Linked DNA regions of Homo sapiens: region 2 is linked to region 1. Evidence: chromatin loops called from intact Hi-C (ENCODE). Cell type or tissue: endothelial cell of umbilical vein. All regions are shown on one strand. Links, peaks and the distances in the headings refer to the core of each region. The heading gives the core; the rest is flanking DNA. Region 1 holds the start of OR4S1 (olfactory receptor family 4 subfamily S member 1). Region 2 overlaps PTPRJ (protein tyrosine phosphatase receptor type J).

The links. Hi-C counts contacts between places; a loop is a spot of excess contacts. Peaks named below come from ENCODE experiments on the same cell type or tissue, not always from the same donor. Only the 100,000 strongest peaks of a DNase experiment are listed, where the experiment ranks them.
Region 2: it touches region 1 in a loop (17-fold over the local background); 3 of 110 quality-filtered maps call a loop at or near these places.

Annotation. Positions count from the first base shown.
Region 1 is chr11:48,304,573-48,312,917 of GRCh38, reverse strand. It overlaps OR4S1 (olfactory receptor family 4 subfamily S member 1), which reads right to left and starts at 6,695. Exons shown (of 1, transcript NM_001004725.1): 1 at 5,766-6,695. The coding sequence starts at 6,695. The coding sequence ends at 5,766. In endothelial cell of umbilical vein, for the core only: a CTCF peak has its summit at 4,954 (motif pointing left); a DNase peak (open chromatin) is centred at 4,947.
Region 2 is chr11:48,113,400-48,121,744 of GRCh38, reverse strand. It overlaps PTPRJ (protein tyrosine phosphatase receptor type J), which reads right to left. Exons shown (of 25, transcript NM_002843.4): 4 at 479-742. Among named protein-coding and RNA genes, the nearest start is that of MIR3161, 21 kb to the right of the region's middle. In endothelial cell of umbilical vein, for the core only: a CTCF peak has its summit at 4,710; no DNase peak of the experiment used is centred there.

The sequences.
Region 1 (8,345 bases), core at 142-8,141:
TCAATTTTCTGCATATGGCTAGCCAGTTCTCCCAGCACCACTTATTAAATAGGGAATCCTTTCCCAATGCTTGTTTTTGTCAGGTTTGTCAAAGATCAGATGGTTGCAGCAGTGCAGTCTTATTTCTGGGTTCTCTATTTTTCTCCATTGCAGACCATGTAATTTATAAGCAATAGAAGTTTTTTTGACTCATAGTTCTGGAGGCTGAGAAGTCCAAAAGCATAGTGCCAGCATCTGAAGACATGATGACATGTCTTCAGACATGTCAGACATGAAGACGTGACAGAATGCATTACATGGTGAGGAAGGATGCAAGACGGAGAGAGGAAATTTGGCCAAATTCATCTTTCTTATCAGTAGCCCACTCCTGGAATAACTAACCCACTCCTGGGATAAGGACATTAATCCATTCTTAAATAGACCTAATCCCCCAATCACCTCTTACAGGCCCCACATTTTAGTACTGTTGCAATAGCAATTAAATTTCAATATGAGTTGTAGATGGGGATATTCAAACCATAACAATTTTCAACAGCTACCACCTGCTGCCTTTGGGCCACTGGAGTCCATTTTCCCCATATTAATGGACAAACAAAAGTACCTGGGACTTTCGCCCCACTCCAGCCCCAGAGAAGCCCTTAAATAACGTCTGAATGGTGTGGGCATATGAAAGCTACATCCTTAACTCAAATCAAAACAACTCTTGGCATCATTTACACTCCAGCATTTCCCTGCAAGATAAGGCTAAAGTGATCCTGTGCTGAAAATTACTTGAAACTGCATCCTTGTTTAGATTTCTCCACTACTCTGTCTTGCTTCCAGTATCCCCTTTCCAGTTTATCCTAAGAACATTTCTTTAATAAGTTACTTCCACAGAAATCTATGCCTTTAGATTTTCAAAAGACTTTTTGCCTAGTAACACCTAACCAAATCAAAGGTATCCCATTACTTGTATTTTATGAGATAACTCATATGCATCTTCTCATATGTGCTTCCTTTTCTGTAAATTGCCTATCATATCTTTTGCCTATTATTCTATTGATTTATTTGAATTAAAAAATAGATTTCTAAGAGTTTTGTGTATATTTGGACTAATCCTTTGTCAGTTACGTATCAGTTATAAGATTAACTTGTGGCTTATCTTTTCATTTTATTCTGTGCTAAACACTTTTATTTTCAATGTAGTTAGTTTTAAATTTTCCATTGTTAGTGCTTTTTGTGCTTGTTTAAAAAATATCTTTCTTTTTATGGAGCTGTCATAAATGGGATTAATCCTCCTTTAAAAAAGACTGTAGAGAGCACCCTCACCCCTACCACCATGTGAGGACACAGAAAGAAGACGGCCATCTATAAACCAGGAAGCAGGTCCCCAGCTCACCAGATATCAAAGCTGCCAGTGCTTGAATCTGGGACTTAATTTGGAGTCTCTAGAACTGTGAGAAGTAACTGTTTGTTGTTTGAGCCACCCAGTGTATAACATTTTTCTTATAGCAACCAAAGGGGACTAAGACATAGGGTATACTATGAGTACCCTCAAGATTGGCAAAACTGTTAAAGTGTTTTGACCATGCCATGTGTTGGCAAGAATGTACATCATCAGAATCTCTTATACATTGCTGTAGGGAGTGAATATTGGTACGACCACTTTCAAAAGCAAATTGACATTTTTTCGGTAAAGTTGAAACATTTGCATACCCTTCAACATAGCAATTCAATCCCTAGGTATATGCCCCAGGAAAACTTTTCCACACATACAAGAATGTTCATAACAGCACTCAGATAGCTGAGAAATATGGAAACAACCAAGGTATATTTTAAAAAGAATAGTAAAATAATTATGGCATATTCACCCAATGACATCTTGTGCAATAGTAAAAACGATGAAATACAATTACATTCAACAACAAGGATGAATTTTTGAAATACTATGTTAAGCGAAAAAAGCAAGTCAGAAGACTACAAATGTGTAACACTATTTTTATAAAATTAAAAATAAGAAAAATTAAACAACATATTGGTTAGGTGTATATACACATATGTTAAATCTATTTTCATAAAGTAAGGAAGTCATCAACCAAACGAGAATATTGGTTATCACTGTGAAGGCAAAGAAATAGAATAGAGAAGACACATATGACACAAGCTATTAGGATTGTTCTTAAGTTGATAACAAGTTCATAGATGATTATTAATTATGCTTTATAACATTAATATATAATTTTATTATGTATTACATATTACATATATTAAATAATACATACATTATTTGTATCAAATATGTTTAAGTAATAATATTTTCCAATCTTTTACGAAAGAAATCAGCCATGGGGCGCCTTCTCACCTCTAGCCTACCTTCCTTTTCTGCCTTCACTGTGGACACTTTCACCTTCCAAGAAGGAGAAGTTCATAGTCCCTTCCCAATACCATACCTACCACCACATTCTTTCTCTGCTCTCTCTCCAACCACAGCAGAATAAGTAAATTTATAATAACAATTACATCTTGTTTGTATTTATAACTAAGAAGTCCTCCCGGAAAACTCAGTACTGAAGGGTAAATGTACTGACAGAGTAGCTGAGTGACCAGTCAATGAGCTTCATCTACTAGTAACTTTCAGAATACCTGTAGTAGGAACATTAAAATGGAGTTGTCTCTTAGAGAGGAAGAGTAGTGAAAAACACAATTAAATCTTCTTAATTTGATATTTTTCCCTCTTGTGATAATTATGTCAAGTCCATAAATCTATGGGAACTGTATGCAATATTTTCTTTTTATAAAATCACCTAAAAATAATTCTAAGGAAATATGTGAATAAAATGAGAAAAAAATAAGATTGACCCAGATTTCATGTAGTCTATATTCCTGAACAAAATGGAATCATAGGATATCTGAGCTGAAGGTCCTTAGAGATTCGAACCAATCTCCTTAATTGTATACATCAGGAAATGGGAGCCCTGAGAACTTGGATGGAGGTGGGGATGGCTCTGCAACTGGAACCCTGTTTCCTGACTTTCCATCTAGTGTAATTTCCACTGTATCATACAGCAGTCTCTTCTCTTAATGCCAAGTTCTCATACCTTATGCAGCTCCTCCTGTAGTACTTATCCAGTCTTCTCACTTGTAGCTGAAACTCAGATGACTTTTTTCCCCTGAAGTACATGATCTACTTCCTCCAACCCAATTTCCCCCTCTTCCCTCAACCCAGCATGAAGCAGAAAGAAACATCTGCCATATCAAGCACACCTATGATTTCACACCTTAAAATGGCTCCTGAGTTGGTCAATCTTCTGTAAATAGAAGTCTAGGCAAAGAGTGGGATTCCTGAGTGATTGCTTTCCAGTCACCTCTGATCTGACAAATCCATGATGTAAGTGCTTCAATTTCCTCAAAGAAAAGAGTAGAGGCCAGGCATGGTGGTTCACGCCTGTAATACCACCATTTTGGGAGGCCGAGGCAGGCAGATCACTTGAGGTCAGGAGTTCAGAAACAGCCTGGCCAACATGGTGAAACCCCGTCTCTACTAAAAATACAAAAATTAGCAGGACGTTCGTGGCATGTGCTGCAGTCCCAGCTACTAGGGAGGCTGAGGCATGAGAATTACTTGAGCCTGGGAGGTGGAGGTTGCAGTGAGCTGAGATTGCGCCTTATATACCTGTCTTCATCTTCATGAATATATATATATACATACATGCATGCCTGAATATATATGTAAGACATACATACCACTATCACTCTACTTTAAAATACTGTATGAAAGCAGTAGTGAAAGAGCACTAAACTAGCAATCAGAAGTCTGTGTGTGGCCTATGTACATAGTTTAGCCTGTCTGTATCTCCACTTATCTTTTTTTCTTTTTTTTTGAGATGGAGTCTCACTCTGTCGCCCAGGCTAGAGTGCAGTGGCGCGATCTTGGCTCACTGCAAGCTCCACCTCCCGGGTTCACGCCATTCTCCTGCCTCAGCCTCCCGAGTAGCTGGGACTACAGGCGCCCGCCATCACGCCCGGCTAATTTTTGGTATTTTTAGTAGAGACGGGGTTTCACCGTGTTAGCCAGGATGGCCTCAGTCTCCTGACCTCGTGATCCGCCCGCCTTGGCTTCCCAAAGTGCTGGGATTACAGGCGTGAGCCACTGCGCCCGGCCACTTACCTTTAAACCTGAATAACCATTCATGCATGCTCCCACATTGTTCCAAGGAGTTTTATAAGGGGATTATTTATCCAACACAGATTAAGCTGGTGTATGAAAACTTCTGAGAATATTATGCTTTCAAGGTGTCAACTGCTATTTTATTGCTACTATTTTTTCATAATCAAGATCAACGTTTGCATTTGTGTTTGTTCAGCATCAGATGGTACTAATGAGTCTTCTTTACTACCACCACTCTCACCCAACTCTCATCACATTCCTGATGATTATATCTCATTCATGAAGTTGTTGAAAGGATCAAAAAAGTTAATACAATTAAAATATTTAGAAGAGTGTCTGCAGATTGGAAGAATTCAGTAAGGGTCAGCTTTTACCACACACTGAAATATAAACTCCATGAGAACAAAGAGTTTTGCCTGCTTTCTTTTGTGCTGTACTTCTAGCCCCAGGAATATCACCCAGCAAATGCTAAGTGTTCAATAAACATTTTTGGAGTAAATGAAATAATCAGATAGTTTGGTTACAAGGGCTTTGAGGGAAAGGATAGAGGGGTGAATAGGAAGAGAAAGGGGAATCGAAGATATTATGTTAAAACAGCTAGCAGCCACCATTGAACAACAGACTTTGATTTAGGTCTTTACAAAGTCTTATAGGTCCTCTCACAGCCTTCTGAAGCTGGTATTGTCAATATCTCCTTCTGTAAATGTGGAAATTGAGGCCCAATGAGGTTACATGACCCACGAATGTTTAAGAGATACCTAATCCGGCTCGTTTAATTGCATTCTGTACAAACTTGGCTCCCTCTAGCGGCAAAATGGAGCAAAGCAACAGGGGTTAAAGAGGGCAGCAGTCAGCTGTTCTGCTGGAGAGAGGAATCAGCACCACTGAAAGAAGTGCTGACAACTTGTTCTTCCTGGTTGTTCTCTTCATCATCCCAAGTCATCATCACCATCATTCCTGGTCTTTCAAAAGTTCTTGGTCATTCCTGCTTGGTGTCCATTTAGTCACACTTTATCAAGAGGTCCTGAGGAAAAGCTCTGAAAGCTGACTTAGGGACCTGTGTTCTAGTCCTCACCCTGCTCTGGAGTTAAAGTGTAACTTTTAGTAAATCCCTTGACCTCTCCACATTATTTATTTACTTATTTATTTATTTATCTGCCTGCTGAGAGCATGAAAGGGTAAGAGTAAAGTGGCTCTTTACTCTTAAAAGAAAAGAATGAATTCCATTGAGCACTGTGTTAGCCAACACAAAGGAATTATGTAGTGATTTTATTCATTTATCAATGAGATATCTGGACTTCCAAGACACTCCCTCATTCACAGGCCCTCACACGTTTCCTGAATGAGCTCTTAAATATCGCACTAAAAGCATCCTGGACTGTACTCTCCTTGAGGGAAAGATTATATCTTACTTTTATTTGTATTCTCACTCACTGTAAACATCCAATAAATATTTAATGAATAAAGGATTGAAAGAATATGTGGAATTATTATAACAACAAGAGCTAGGAGGATAATTGCCATTGCAAACATCAGACTGGAAATAAAAAGGCTGTGTTAGATGCTACAAGATGGAAAGTCTCCCAATTTCCTAGCTGGATTGAGATTCTCTGGAATGTCACTTCTCCCCTAAGCTCCTCTTGACCCTAAACAGCTTCCTCATGGCATTTTTCACATCGTTGTTCCTTAGTGTATAGATCAAAGGGTTCAGCAAAGGTGGCATCACAATGTTAAAGAGGATGATAAGTTTGTCAGCAGCCAGGGTGGTGGAGGGACGAATGTACATGAACATGGGGGGCATGAGAACCAAAAGGACAGTGATTACGTGTGAGCCACATGTGGAGACAGCCTTACGCCGGTCCTCAGATGACTGGCTTCTTAGGTTCAGTAAGATGATAACATAGGAAATGATAAGGATAAAAAAGGATGCTAAAGAAATCATACCGCTGTTGGCCACCACGATGAGACCTACCATGTAGGTGTCTGCACAGGCCAACTTGAGCAGGGGATGAACATCACAGAAGAAGTTGTCTATCTCATTGGGCCCACAAAAAGGCAGCTGAACCGTGAGGAGGGTCTGCAGGATGGAATGCAGGAAGCCAGCTAACCAGGAGGCCCCCGCTAGCAGGCCACACTTCCGGCAATCCATGATGGCTGTGTAGTGCAGGGGCCTACAGATGGCCACATAGCGGTCATAGGCCATGGCTGTAAGGAGGAAGATCTCAGTGCCACCAAAGAAGTGGGCAGAAAAGAGCTGGGTCATGCAGCCATTGAAGGAGATGATCTTATGCTCCACAAAAGTGTCAGCAATCATCTTGGGTATGGTAGTGGATGGATAACATATGTCAGCAAAAGACAACTGGCTCAGGAAGAAATACATGGGAGACTTCAGGGTCTTTCTAGCATTGATGGTGATGATGACCAGAAGGTTCCCCAGGACAGTGAGCACATGAAAGAGGAAGAATACCACAAAGCATGTATGCTGCATCTCTCTGCTCTCAAAAAGGCCAAATAAAACAAACTCAGTCACATTGTTCTTGGCACCCATGGATTATCTGCCCTGATGACCGACAAAGTGGCTGGCTGGCTCTGCAAAGACATAAATTATGAGACATAAGAAAGTTTTCTGAGATACCACCAAGATTATGGAGTAAGAAAGATACTAGCCTTCATCCCCATCACAAAAAATACATATATAATATATATAATATATTATTATATATATATATAAATTATATATTATATATAATAATATATATTATATATATATAATATATAATATATATTATAATATATATTATATATATAATATATAATTTATATTATATATAATAATATATATAAATCTATAATATATAAATATATATATCTTAAATATATAATATATAAATATGTATATCTTATATATATATCTCTAGAGCGAGAGAGAGACAGCTATCCACAAACCAAAATAGGTCTGCGAGGGTTCAAGGGCCCATTAAAGAATCTGCAGCAATACAGAGGAGCAAAAACATGGAGAATAGCCGCACACGAAGGATTTCTAGTGATATCTGCATACTTGAGATGCCAGGAGATGGTTAGGAACAAACAGGAAAGGTTGAGGCAATTAGTATCAGCCATGTGGTGGTAGTCATCAAGATCCCTGCTTTGCAGAGAACGCTAGCATTTATGCCACTGAGATAACCAAGAGCCATTCCCACCAGGAAACCCTAGAGAGGGAGACACAACTGTACTGCCTCCACCTGCAAGAAGCAGATGCTATTGAGCTACTTTGGAAAAGGAGCTGCCACCTCCCCAACACCATGCAAACCCCAAACTGCAGCTGCCCCTTGAGAGCTCACACTCAGACCCAGGGTCTGGGACTGCACTGCACCCACCCATGTATCAGACACTGGGCCATCACTAGAGCAAGCTCTGGGCCCTGGAGTCAAGGTCTCTCTGGGCATGCCCACACTTTGGGCACCAGTTCACCCTCCACAGAAAGTTAGTCCCTACCCCAACTCCAGAGCCATTGTAACTCTACATATATCTATGCTCCCATTCTTGGCTCCCTGGCTGCTTCAAAGCATTCACACCTCTAGCACTGTTACCTATGTGGTGGCAGGAGTGTCTTCACCCTAAGCACCAGTGTCATTATCATTCCAGATCCCAGAACCATAGTTCCTTCAGGTGTGCCCATGACCCAAGCCTCAGTTACATGGCTGCACAATAGGTGCCACCCAAAATACACCTGTGCCACCAACATCAAGAGGAAGCACACATACCAGAACCATGTCAAATGGTTCCCTAAGCCACAACTTCCCCAGTGGGAGAAAATTAAATAAGGAAGACCTTAGCAGCCACTACCAGCAACGAGCCTGAAAACCCTTGCTGTCACTGCAAACATCCAAGAATTTGGCCACTGAGGATCCCTCAAATCTGGGTCAACATTGACGTCAGCTAACAGGGCCACACAAAGACTATAAAGCCACATCCCACTGGTGCCAAAACCAATCCATCCCACCCACTCAGTCCATCCCATTATATGCTTGTGTCAGTCTGGGCCACAAGGATTGCAAAGCACCATCATGCCCCATAAGAGAAAATCTTTCCACACTGAAATTAGCCAATGAAATTTGCAAGAGATGACTACTCCACCAAATGTGCAGACATCAATAAGAGGGTAACAAGAAACAATGAAACACCAAGAAATCATACC
Region 2 (8,345 bases), core at 328-8,327, 190 kb after region 1:
AAATCTAAACTGTCAAATCTGAATTAAAATTTAAATATCATCAAACTCTTATTTCATTTGAAACACACACTCCCCTATAAAATACACCAAACTTTCCTGCCCAACAGAAACTCCTGGGAATATAAACACAGCATCAATTTCCTGGGAGCTTAAAAGGCTGGTAATTACCATGAAGACACGCGTTTTTAAGGAAGTCTCTACTCCTGAGTCTTAACAGAAAGGTAGGTGTTAACCAACAATAACAAAAGATTTTAAAAACCAAACAGAAGTAGTTAGAACTTCCCAAAACACATAGGGCCTTAATACTGAATGATGTGGCCACCAGAAATCCCAGGCTTGAAACAACATAGCACCTTTTCTCCTCTTCTAGTTTATGAAAACCATTCTCTTTCCAACAGGCAACTTGAACGGACAAGGCCCTAGAATACACCATAATAAGAAATGGTTTGTCATCATCCCTGGGAGCCAGTCATCTTACCTGTGATGACTTTTATGACTCTGGGATCTCCCCAAGTCTCATTGCCTATTCCTGGAGTGATGGAGAATACATATGAAGTCGCTGGACGTAAGCCTGTGATGTTACACCATGGTTGATGCACAACAGTAATTGTCTTCTCATTTTCCATCTTATGCTTTACTACATACTTGTACTCAGAAGCAGCTGTGTCATTACTTTTCCAAGTTAAGATCACATTGGTTGGACTGATGGAAACAGCTTTAATGTCAAACACAGGACTGGGCCCTATATTGTTAAAAAAAAAAAAAAAATTATTGCACTTCAAAAAGAAATGTAAGAGTGAGGTCTGCTCTATATGTCTAGTTTCCAGAAGTGACTTTCCAATCACAGAGTTTTATCTCTCTTTGCCTCCTAGACTTCCCTGCACCAGAATTTATTTAAATCCATATGCATACATGTATGTGTGTATGTTAGTAAAACAGAAGCCTTTGGAACAGAAGCAAAACTGACAGAAGTTGACCATGCTGGCTGTGACTTAAAAATGGGGTTAAGTCTGTATAGAAGCTGATACAAAAAGAGACCAAACTTTAGGAGGTCAAGGCGGGTGGATCACCTGAGGTCAGGAGTTCAAGACCACCCTGGCCAACATGGTGAAACCCCACCTCTACTAAAAAAACAAAAAAAACAAAAAAAAATTAGCTGGGTGTGGTGGCAGTCACCTGTAATCCTAGCTACTCGGGAGGCTGAGGCAGTAGAATCACTTGAACCCGGGAGGTGGAGGTTGCAGTGAGCCAAGATCGCGCCACTGCACTCCAGCCTGGGCGACAAGACCGAGACTCCATCTCAAAATAAAAAAGAGAGATCAAAGATGCAAAATGAGTCCCTCTCCCCATTCTCAGAAAACGCTGCATGACGCAGAAGCACATGATAACTTTTTTGCCAAACCCTGACATCTAGAAGGAAGCTCAGTGGTTTTCTGACATAAAGATAGCAGGGACAGAGCAGCGTAAAGAGAAAAGGACTGGTCTTGGAACCCAGATCTGGGATTAAAGACCTGCTCCATCCATTAGCTGTGTGACCTAGAATTAGTCCCTTCAAACCTCTCAGTCTCAAGTTTCTCTGTTGATAGCTCTAGTACACCACACTAAACACGAAGAATTATTATTGAACCACCATGATATGATAAACAAGGGACAAGATTTGGACATTAGAAATCTGGTTTCAGGGTCCAATTCTGCTAGTTGCTCACCATGCAATTTTACTCAAAGTCATCTCACCTCTCTGAACCTTAGTTTCATCATCTTAGATGTACAAGATCGTAAACCAGTGGAAGCCATCAGGGTTACTAACTGTAAAACTACCAAATGGATGCATCCTAATTGAGCTGAAGACTGAGGAGTAACAACCAGAAACCGAAGAGTAAAACCCAGGTGATACGGCAGTCATTCTCAAGGAGCTTGGGACTAATCCCAAAAGAGTAAAGATGGTGTAAGTGTTACCATCTTGCTATGTGCATGGACAGTGTGCCTCATCTGGCTCATGGGATATACAAACATTCATCCAATCAATAAAAAAACTGCAGGAAGCCAGGCACACTGGCTCATGCCTGTAATCCCAGCACTTTGGGAGGCTGAGGCAGGCAGATCAGATCACTTGAGGTCAGGAGTTCGACACCAGCCTGGCCAACATGGTGAAACCCCGTCTCTACCAAAAATACAAAAATTAATTGGGCATGGTGGCAGCCACCTGTGATCCCAGCTACTCGGGAAGCTGAGGCAGGAGAATCACTTGAACCCAGGAGGCAGAGTTTGCAGTGAACCAAGATCACACCACTGCACTCCAGCCTGGGCAACAGAGCAAGACTCTGTCTCAAAAGAAAAAATAAATAAATAAGGCAGGAGAATAAACAAGAGAAAGGAAAATGGAACAAGCAGGGAAGCATCTTGTGCCCCACAATTCAATAAACGTCATGCCAGAAGGCCCCTCCAAGCTTGAATTTCCTCTTTATAAAGTGACAAGTTCACAGAGTCAGAGTGGCATATTTGGAAGATGACCACTGTGCTTCCATTTACAATCAATAACAATGATGGTGACGAGGATGATGAAACAACATCAGTTACAGTGGTGCAGGTAGCAAGAACAGCAGCACTCCTTTTGAGAGGCCGTCCATGTCCCAGATGCTGTACAAGTATGTTCTCATTTATGCCTCACAACAACTTCATGAGAAAGGTATGGCACCATTATTTCTTTTTTTTTTTTTTTTTTTTTTGAGACGAAGTCTTGCTCGTCACCCAGACTGGAGTGTAGTGGCGTGATCTTGGCTCACTGCAACCTCTGCCTCCCGGGTTCAGGCGATTCTCCTGCCTCAGCCTCCCAAGTAGCTGGGATTAAAGGCACACACCATCATGCCCAGCTAATGTCACCATTTTAAAGAAGGAGAAATGTGTTAAGAACTAAATTTTGTTGATTCATACAGGGATTCTGGGAAGGTTTTGGAAAAGCAAGTTCTTAAGTTCAGAAAAGAAAGCACAGTTAACAATATTTTTTGGTCAAATGTTTTTTCTGCATCTACTGAAATGATTGTATGGTTTCTGTCCTCCATTCTGTTAATATGGTGTAGCACATTTATTGTTTTGCACAGGTTGAACCCTTTTTGTATTTCTAGGAAGAATCCCAGTTGATCATGGTGAATGATCTCTTTAATATGCTGTTAAATTAGGTTTGCTAGTATTTGGTTAAAGATTTTTGCATCTTGGCCTATAGTGTTTTGGGTTGTATCCTTGTCTGGTTTTCGTATCAAGGTAATACTGCTCTTGTTAAATGAGTTTGGAAGTATTCTCTCCTCCTCAATTTTTGGAAGCAATTGAGAAGAACTGTCATTAGATCTTCTTTAAAGGTTTGGCAGAGGACTGGGTGGCTCACACCTGTAATCTCAGCACTTCGGGAGGCCAAGGTGGTGGGGGTCACTTGAGGCTGGGAGTTCAAGAGCAGCCTGGGCAACACAGTGAGACCCCATCTCTACAAAAAAATTTTAAAAGTTAGCTGGATGTAGTGGTGCACACCAATAGCCACAGCTACTTGAGAGGCTAAGGCAGAAGGATCATTTCAGCCCAGGAGTTCAACTTACAGTGATCTATGATCACACCACTGTACTCCAGCCTGGGTGACAGAGGGAGTCACTGTCTCTTAGAATAACAACAGTAATAAATAGAAATGGGAGATGGTCTATTACTGATTCAATCTCCTAACTCATTATTGGATTATTCAGATTTTCTATTTCTTCATAATTCAATCATAGTAAATGGTATATGGCAAGGAATTTATCCATTTCTTCTAGGTTATCCAATTTGTTGGCATATAATTGTTCATAATTGTTCCTTTGTATTTCTGTGGTATCAGTTTATAATGTCTCATTTCTGATTTTCTTATTTGAGTAGCGTCTCTTTTTTCTTAGTCTAGCTAAAGCTTTGTCAATGTTCTTTGTTTTCAAAAAAACAACTTAGTTTATTGATCTTTTCTATTGTTTTTCTAGTGCCTATTTCATTTATTTCAGCTTTGACCTTTATTATTTTGTTCCTTTTACTAATTTGAAGATTAGTTTGTTCTTATTTTTCTAGTTCCTTAACGTGCTACATTAGGTTATTTACTTGAGGGTTTTGTTTTGTTTTTTTCAGACAGGCTCTCAAAACCCAGGCTGGAGGTATGAGCTTGCTTTTTTTTTTTTTTTTTTTTTTTTTTTTTTTTTTTGAGACAGAATCTTGCTCTGTTGCCCAGGCTGGAGTGCAGTGGTGCGATCTCGGCTCACTGCAATCTCTGCCCTCTGGGTTCAAGCAATTCTCCTGCCTCAGCCTTCCTAGTAGCTGGGATTACAGGTGTGTGTCACTACACCCAGCTAATTTTTGTATTTTTAGTAGAGACGGGGTTTCACCATGTTGGCCAGGCTGGTCTCGAACTCCTGACCTCAAGTGATCCGCCCATCTCGGCCTCCCAAAGTTCTGGGATTACAGGCACGAGCCACTGTGCCCAGGGAGCTTTCTTTTTTGATGTAGGAGTTTATTGCTGTCAACTTTCTTGGAAGGGCTGCTTTTGGTGTATCCCATAGGCTTTAGTATATTGTGTTTCCATTTTCATTTGCTTCAAGAAATTTTTAAATGTCCCTTTTAATTTCTTCACTGACCCATTGATTGTTCAGGGGCATTTGTGACAAAACAATTAACAATAGTTACTGTGGGAGATGGCAAGATCAGCATGACCCCTGCTGGGGACCTGCTGTAAGTGACCTGGGGACAGATCCTATACCAGGGGCTGTACAAGCATTTTCTAATTTATGTCTCACAGCAATTTCATGAAGGAGGTTATGGCACCATTTTAAAGAAGAAAAAGAAATATGTTAACAAAATTGCTTAAGAAGTGATGTTTGTCTCAAGATATTTTTTAGTTTCCCTTTTAATTTCATCATCAACCCATTAGTTATTCAGGAGCATGTTGTTTAATTTCCATATATCTGTGAATTTTCTTAAGTTCCTCCTGTTATTTATTTCTAGTTTGATGCCATCATCAGAAAAGATACTTGATATGATTTCACACTTCTTAAATCTGTTAACACTTGTTTTGTGGTCTAACATATGATCTACCTGGAGAATGTTCCAGGTGCAGTTGAAAAGTGTGTATTCTACAGCTGTTGGATGGAATGTTCTGTATATGTCTGATACATCCATTTGGTCTAAACTGTAGTTTAAGTCTGATGCTTCCTTATTGATTTCCTGTCTGGATCATTGTCCATTGCTGGAAGTAAGGTGGTGGAAGTCCTCTACTATGAATGCATTGCAGTCAATCTGTCCATTCAGATCCATTAATATTTGCTTTATATATTTAGGCATTCCAATGCTGGGTGCATATATATTTATAATTGTTAAGACCTCTTGATGAATTGATCCCTTTATCATTATAAAATGATGTTTGTTGTCTCCATTAAAAGTTTTGAACTTAAAGTCTATTTTATCTGACATAAGTATAGCTACTCCTGCCACTCTTTAGATTTCCATTAGCATGGAGTATCTTTTTCCATCCCTTCACTTTCAGTCTAGGCATGTCCTTGCAGGTGAGGTGAGTCTCTTGTAGACAGCATACTATTGAGATCGGTTTTTTTTTTTAACCCATTCACGCACTCTATGTCTTTTGATTGGAGAATTTAAACCCTTTACTTTCAAGGTTATTATTGATAGGTAAGAACTTACTACTGCCATTTGGTTGTTTTATAGACTCTTTGTTCCTTCCGTCCTCTCTTACTATCTTCCTTTGAGGTTAAGTGATATTCTCTAGTAGTATGTTTTGATTCCTTGCTTTTTATTTTTTGTGTATCTACTAAAGGTTCTTCTTTGTGGTTACCATGAGGCTTATAAAAAGAATCTTATAGTTATAACAGGTTATTTTATGCTGATGACAACTTTGATCACACACACAAATTGACCTCTACACTTCTAGTCCATTCCCCACTCATATTATGAATTGTTTATGTCACCATTTACATCTTTTTATATTGCATATCCCCCCTGCAAGTTATTGTAGTTATTATTTTTTAAGTATTATCTTTTAACTTTCATATTAAAGATATGTATGACCATTACAGTATTCATGTATTCTGAATTTGACTGTGTATTTATTTTACTAGTCTTATCCTTTCATATGTTTTCAATTAATCACTAGTGTCCTTTTCTTTCAGCTTAAAAACTCTCTTTAGCATTTCTTATAAGACATGTCTAGTGGTGATGAACTCCCTCAGCTTTTGTTTCTCTGGTAAAGTCTTTTATCTTGCCTTCATTTTTGATGGCCAGTTCTGCTGGGTATAGCAATCTTGGTTGGCAGGTTGTTTTCCCTCAGCATGGTGAATATATCATCCCACTCTCTCCTGGCCTGTAAGTTTCTGCTGAGAAGTCTGCTGCTAGCTGAAGTGGAGCTCCCTTACATGTTATTTGCTTCTTTTCTCTTTTTGCTTTCCAAATCCCCATTGTCTGTGATGTTTGACAGTGTGATTATGTTCTGGAGTAGTCTTGTTTGAATTGACTCTGATTGGAGTCATTTGTCCTTCCTGTACCTGGATATTTATATCTTTCTCCAGGTTTGGAGAGTTTTCTGCTACTATTTCTTTAAATAAGCTTTCTACCTCTTTATCTTTCTCTTCCCCTAGATGAACTCCAATTCAAATACCACGTCTTTTGATGCTGTTGCATAAATCCTATAGGCATTCTTCATTCCTTTTTATCCACTTTTTTATTTTTCCTCCTCTGTATATTTTCAAATAATCTGTCTTCAAGTTCAAGGATTATTTCTTCTACTTGATCAGTTCTACTCTTGGTGCTCTCTATTACATTTTTCATTTTGTTCAAAGTATTTTTTAGCTTCAGAATTTCTGTTTGCTTCTCTGTTAAATATCTCAATCTAGTCACTTATTGTTTTCCTCATTTCTTTGAATTCTTTATCTGTATTTTCTTAAAGTTTGCTAGGCTTCCTTAAAACATGTATTTTGAATTCTCTGTCAGACAGTTCATACATCTCCCATCTCTTTATGGTCAACCACTTGCACTTTATTTTGTTTCTCTGGTAATATCACGTTTCCCTGATTATTCTTGATCCTTGTGACTCTGTGTTGATGTCTGTATATTTGAAGAAGTAGGTTCTTATTCCAATCATTGTAGATTGGCTTCCTCTGGAAATGCCCTTCAACAGTAAGCCTGTCCAGTGATTTCTGGGAAGACCATCTGGTATGGTCCCAACCTCTAAGCCCAAATTTTTGTAACAATAATTAACATAAGCTTGCTAGGAATTTTTCTTTTTTTTTTTTTTTTTTTTTTTTTTTTTGAGACAGAGTCTCACTCTGTCGGGAGTGCAGTGGCACCATCTCCACTCACTGCAACCTCTGCCTCCTGGGTTCAAGCAATTCTCCTGCCTCAGCCTCCCGAGTAGCTGGGATTACAGGCATGCATGACCACACCCGGCTAATTTTTGTATTTTTAACAGAGACGGGGTTTTGCCATGTTGGCCAGGCTGGCCTTGAACTCCTGACCTCAGGTGATCACCCACCTTAGCCTCCCAAAGTGCTGTGATTACAGGCATGAGCCACTGTGCCCAGCCCCTTAGGAATTTCTAAAAGTTTCTCATATTACCCTAGAAATAATTCAATGACTTATTTTAACTGTGTATGTGATTTTATCAATACTTCTAGAACTAACAAAACTATTGTATCACAATGTTTTTTATGAAAAATTATAAATAAATAATCTACCTTCCCAACAACAGGGGAGCAGTTAAATAATTTACAATGCTTTTAGACAAGTAATTCTTAAACACTGTGGTCTCAGGGCCCTTTTAACTTCTTAAAAATTATTAAGGCTCCCGGAGAATTTTTGTTTATATGGGTTATATTGATTAATATTTACCATACTGTATTAGAAATAAAAAAGATAAAGTTTTTTAAACAATATGAAAGCATACATTCCATTAGCTGTAAGAGTGACAGTGTCATCCCAAATCATATAGAATCTGCAAGACTCCACTGTACACTCATGATAAAATGAGAGTAAAGAAGCCAAATAACATGTTAGTAGTATTATGAAAACAATACCCAGAAATACCTTGAAAGAATCTAGGAGACCCCTAGAGATCTCTGAACCACAGTTTTAGAATCAATTATCTAACCCAGGTATCAGCAATGTTTTTCTGTAAGGGCCACAGAATAAATATTTCAGGCTTTACAAGCCACAAATTCTCCATTGCCACTACTCAATTCTAGCATGAAAGCAGCCATAGGCAGACTCAATAAAACTTTACTTACAAAAACAGAAAGTGATCTATATTTGGCCCAAGGACCATTATTATCTGCCAACCCTGA